Regions from separate parts of the Homo sapiens genome. Here region 1 is linked to region 2. A link is a contact called in ENCODE Hi-C or POLR2A ChIA-PET data. All regions are on one chromosome and are shown on one strand. The core of a region is the stretch at or near the end of the contact, and the rest is flanking DNA. Distances in the headings are between cores, read along the strand shown. Region 1 overlaps TNRC6A (trinucleotide repeat containing adaptor 6A). Region 2 overlaps PRKCB (protein kinase C beta).

Region 1 (2,700 bases), core at 18-2,517, 910 kb before region 2:
CTTTTTTATTCTATTCAAAGCAAATGAATAAGCAAAAGCAAAAGCCACCCCACCCAAGAATAAACATAAGAGCAGTCTGAAATAGATGTTTTAGGCACCATCCTTTCTGGTGGAGCTCTAGAGAGGGTTCCAGAAGACCAGAGCAAGAGAGCATGAAGCAAAAAGACTGCCTAAGGAATAGAAAAGCCATAGCTACTCAACCCCACCCACTTCCCATCCAGATGCCTACACAGCCACAGATAGTAGCTGCTTCTAAATGCAGCCTCAAGCCAAAGAAATACTCTCTAAAGAAACAAAACCTTCCACAGGAGTCTGATAGGTGCTTGAATGGGTTTGGTTGTCCCAGAACAAAGCCCATCTTACTGGAGGCTGCTGCCACTCCCTCCATCACACTGTAAAGTAAAGCTTGCCAATCAACACCCTTCACACAGATCAGCCTTCCCATTCAGGGAAGGAGTCTACTGGGCAAAAAAAACCTTTGCAAAGGCGGAAGAAACTCACTCCGGCTACCTGTAGTCATCACCCTAAAGTCTAGACCCTAAACCTTCATTCATAATACCAACAACCAAAATAACCAGTTACCCAAAGAAAAGCATCACACAAAATGAAAATACCTAACTCTGCCCTGAGGAAGCTTTCCAGAGGGGACACTAAGAATATCAGGCAGGGGCGTGGTGGCGGGCACCTGTAGTCCCAGCTACTCGGGAGGCTGAGGCAGGAGAATGGCGTGAAACTGGGAGGTGGAGCTTGCAGTGAGCTGAGATGGCACCACTGCATTCCAGCCTGGGCGACAGAGCAAGACTCTGTTTCAAAAAAAAGGAATATCAGGCAGAAAAAGAGAGATTTGGAGATATGAACTAGACATTTTGGAAGCTGCACATTATTTATCAAGGCTGGAATGCATATGGCAGTAGGGATGTTGAAGAAGATAAAAGGAGAAAGACAAGTGCCTAAGAAACTGGAAGGGGTTGTTGCTATAGGTGCGCTGCAATGAGATTAAACAAAATTTAAGTTGGCTTTGCTGATGGAACAGACTGAGAGGAGATGCAGACACCGAAAAATGAAATGAATGACATTATGCACAATTGATAAAAACTTAGTAAAGTATAGGACTACTAAAATCAGCTAAAAGGATAACTGGAAGAAGAGTATGATAACTGTTGCTATACTTCGCTGTCATTTTGTTACAAGCAGAAGTGTCATGTGGCTAATGGAGTAACATAACAGATTCCTGCCAACTGTGGCCATGACTCACTCTCTTTTGAATTCTGTGTGCAGGAGGTAGTAAGACTGAACAAGCTCACTCACACTACAATCCCAGGGAAGTCAAGGAGCAAGAAAGCCACAGCATATGAGAGCAGCAGAGTAAAATCAGTAAACAACGGCAACTAGGTTACACCACTGTCATGTTACCTACCCTGAGACATGCAGAAGTCAAGATTAAAAGCTGATTACTAGTTAAAAATACTTAATCTTCTTCAGCCTCTGTTTCTTCATGAAAAAACTGGGGGCAAATGACCATACATGTCAATGTCTTAATATTTTTATAAGAATTAGGACTGCTTACTTAGCACAAAGCTTATCTAGTAAGCACTCAATTGCCTAGCCATGAATCCAACTCACCAGTCCTCAGTGGCACCCAAAAGGCTGTCTTTACCCTTCTTGTGTCAAAATAGCACAGGTACTTATTCAGAAACATCTAGCACCTTCAGCATTTGTTCTTCATGTTCTGCTGTGAATTACAGACATGTCCTTTTCTGATCTTCTATGTCACTATAATTTTACTCCATGTAATGGTCTCTATCTGGAGTATTTTCTCCTTTCTCAAACTTCATTTTCAAGACTTTCTGATGAGGTTACTAGCAAGTGTTTTCCTGGCCAAAAATATCCCCTTTAGTACTTAAAAGATGTACCAGACATTTCTTCTCAAGGAAATATCACAGTATCAGCCGATACTGTAAGCACAGAGGGGAGTAAGTTTTGTTCTTCAACACTATCATCACAGCCAACCAGTCATGCTTTTTCCCATATCTCCTCCTTCAGAGAAAGCCAACTGGAAAAACAACAACAACACCTGTGCCCAAACACGTCAGCTTCCAGGAGTTAAATGTTCATAGAGACTCACTTAAGACATCTGACTATATCATTTACCACAACTATCAAGAGGAGCAAGGACTGATGGATTTGAAAGGCCTAAGTGGGCCACCCTGTTTGATGCACCTGCCACCAAGACAACACTCCAGTTAGCAATCATCCATGCCCTGAAGGCTACTTTGCAGGATACCTCACATCTGTAAGTTCTATGAATCTACCTCGTTGTCTGTAAAAACCAGACTCCCCTTTTATCAGAACTTGACTTATGTCCTGCATCTCATGTATAAAGGCTTTGAGGTGGCCTGTAAAAGTCAATGCCACTGAGGGAACTTTCTAGGAAAATGGAAATGTTTTCTAACTTGATTGGAGTGATAATTACAAGGGTGTATACATTTGTCAAATCATTCACCTACACACTCAATGTTTGAATTTTACTGTATGTAAATTGTATTTTAAAGTTGGTTTCATACATTGACTAGGGGAAATGCAATATCTCGATCTGAAAAAACAAATAGATCAAGATTAGGATTCCACACAACAAATCAAGCTAAGCTTCAAATTTTGCCCGTATCTTCCAGTAGCCACTACAAATGATTTACTTGTACC
Region 2 (2,700 bases), core at 21-2,520:
CACTGCACTCCAGCCTGGGCGACAGAGCAAGACTCCGTCTCAAAAAAAAGAACTTTTAGAAGGAGAATGGAGTGAAGGGATGGATGCATGGATGGACAAATAGATAAACAGAAAAACGGATGATGAATAGAGAGGTGGGTGGATAAATGGAGGGATGGATGGATGAATAAATGAATGTATGTGGTGAATAGACAAATTTCCTACTGGATTTTCAAGCAGCCATCACACCTCCAAATGCCATATGTAAACACTGTGGATGTTGTATTCTCTGTAAAAAGGCTAACATTCTATCTATGGAATTTCACACAATTTCAATGAAGAGATTGGATGAATGAAGTCAAAGAATTCATGTTATTAGAGCAAATGCCAGAACATAAGGGACTTACCTTTGAAGGCGTCAGAGACAAACTTTTCAGCAGATCCCCCTATCTACCCAAGAATTAATTGAACTGCAGAGTTAAAAGGCCAGACCATATATTTTAAATTATACTTAGTAATTTAATGACCTGTATCTGAAAAGTAGCAAAAGAAGATGCGTATTGTGAAAATTATAACATATTGATCTACTTACATATATGTGTGTGTATACACGTGTGTGTGTGTGCATGTGTGATGGAAACAAAGAGACAGAGACAGAAGGATAAGCAGAGACAGAGAGAAGAGAGACCCCAACAGTACAAATGTGTATAAAATTATTTTCAAACCTTCAGTTAATCTTTTGACCAATTGCCTTCTTCTGTATCTTCTATTTTTTTTTTTTTTTTTTTTTTTTTTTGGCCTAGATACACTATAAACATGCTGCATCTGGTTGTGGGCAGTATCTCTGGAGTATCATTAGTGCTTGGAAATAATATATTTTTTAAAAATTATATCCTAAGAATCTATATATCATATCAGCTAGATTTTCAAAGGTCATATTTTCCATATTTACTTAGAAAGGCATTCTGTTGCCCAGTGACAAAGCTTCAGACTCCTCCTGAGTGCTCTACAGTGAAAAATGAATTCGTTGTTGCCTCTCCAACAAATCAGCCCTCCTTTTTAAGACTCAATGTTAACCCACTCAAAGATTCTTATTTCGATTGGGACATTGAGCCTGAAATCCCCCGTCAGGTGGTAAAAAAAAGAAAAAAGCCAAATCATCAAACACGAAGTCAAAAAGCCTCTGCCTTTTATTCACAGAGAAGCCCGCAGGACACATTTAGAATAAGCTAAAAGGTGAGTGGAGTTTGGCTCACAGGTCTCTGGGGTCTGCTTCTGGGAAGAAAGAGAAGTGAAACAATAGAAGTAACCTCTAAACTTGCAGCCTGACTTGGTGATTTTTTGAAAAAATGGACCTCTTTATGATTTTACTAAGAAAATTCAACCTGAAGTGCATGGGGCCATATTATAAGTTTCTAGGGAACACTGCCCAAAATAAAATTAACTTTTGATTCATTTTTTGTTATATAAATACACATATGCTATGCTAATCTACACATGTTAATTACCCACTAAAATAAACTTTATATTTGATAGGGTGAATATTGATAAAAACAAGAATGGTTGGATTCATGTCATGATTTGGGGTTTTTTAAGAATAATTTCAACTACAAGATTTAAAAACCTGTTTTCTAATCTACATGGGAAAAAGAAGAGCTGACTTACTCATTATCATCAATTCTAGCTTTCCATAGAAAATAAAATTAACCTTTTTTGTGATATAAAAAAGTGCAAACTTTTCTAGTCTACATGTGTTAATTACACACTAAAATAAACTTTGATTTGATAGGATTGATATTGATGAAAACAACAATAGTTGGAGTCATGTCAGACTTTGGGGTTTTTTAAGAATAATTTCAATTAGAAGATTTAAAAACATGTTTTCTAATCTACATGGGAAAAGGAAGAGCCAACTTACTCATTATAATCATCAATTCTAGCTTTTCATAGAAAATTTGTACACTGGGGTTTTTCTAGAGAGTCCATGGCAAGTTCAGATCTTTCTCAGAAGAAAAGACAATGCTAACCAGGCATGGGTTTCTGGGCCCAGACACTGAACTGAGCACTCACTGGTGTTACCCAATACCCAGGAAGAAATATACCCAAGAAGAGAAACTATCTAAGTACATGAAAGAGGCCTAGTCATTTAACAAGTTCCAGAATGAACTCCGTCCCACTTTGACACAGTTTCCTACAGCTAATCAAGTAATACTGATGGTCTCACTTAGAGTCATTGATACTTGCTGTGGCTATTTCTCATGCACCACCTCATTATTCTTCACCATAACCCTATGAGTTAGGTGCTATTATCCCCATTTTACAGATGAGGAGACCAAAGTTGCTGCTGGGGGACGACTTGCCCAAGGTCACACAGGGAGTAAGCGGCTCCATCAGAGATACATACCCAATTCTACTGGACTCCAACTCATTGCTAAGAATTCTGAATCTCTATATTTTATTGCCTCTCTATTTCTACCAAAGTCACTTCCTTTACAAAAACAACAAACACTTTGGGAGGCCAAAGCAGAATGAGACTCCTGGCTTGAGGCTGGCAGTTTGAGACCAGGCACAGGCAGCAAAGCAAGATCCACTATCTCTACAAAAAATTTTAAAATTAAAAAATATGTATTTGGCCAGGTTCAGTGGCTCACACCTGTAATCCTAGCACTTTGGGAAGCTAAGGCGGGCAGATCACCTGAGGTCAGGAGTTCGAGACCAGCC

Evidence for each region. Hi-C counts contacts between places; a loop is a spot of excess contacts on that map. ChIA-PET counts read pairs that join two places held with the same protein, here RNA polymerase II (POLR2A). Pooled maps may share reads with other maps.
Region 1: a loop to region 2 is called in a pooled map, with 6 times the contacts of the local background. The contact joins two enhancer-like sites. A Hi-C loop is called at or near these places in 4 of 37 single-sample maps with no recorded cell type and 6 of 50 pooled maps. POLR2A ChIA-PET finds 5 or more read pairs at or near these places in 2 of 52 experiments (activated CD4-positive, alpha-beta T cell and activated T-cell).

Annotation. Positions count from the first base shown.
Region 1 is chr16:24,747,003-24,749,702 of GRCh38, reverse strand. All of the region lies in intron 2 of TNRC6A (trinucleotide repeat containing adaptor 6A), which reads right to left. Among named protein-coding and RNA genes, the nearest start is that of TNRC6A, 19 kb to the right of the region's middle. Within about 2 kb of position 1,267, at least 11 of the 41 ENCODE cell types and tissues checked have a DNase peak (open chromatin) inside an H3K27ac peak, as active enhancers do.
Region 2 is chr16:23,841,866-23,844,565 of GRCh38, reverse strand. All of the region lies in intron 2 of PRKCB (protein kinase C beta), which reads right to left. Among named protein-coding and RNA genes, the nearest start is that of PRKCB, 7.2 kb to the right of the region's middle. RefSeq lists an enhancer at 2,349-2,398. Within about 2 kb of position 1,270, at least 3 of the 41 ENCODE cell types and tissues checked have a DNase peak (open chromatin) inside an H3K27ac peak, as active enhancers do.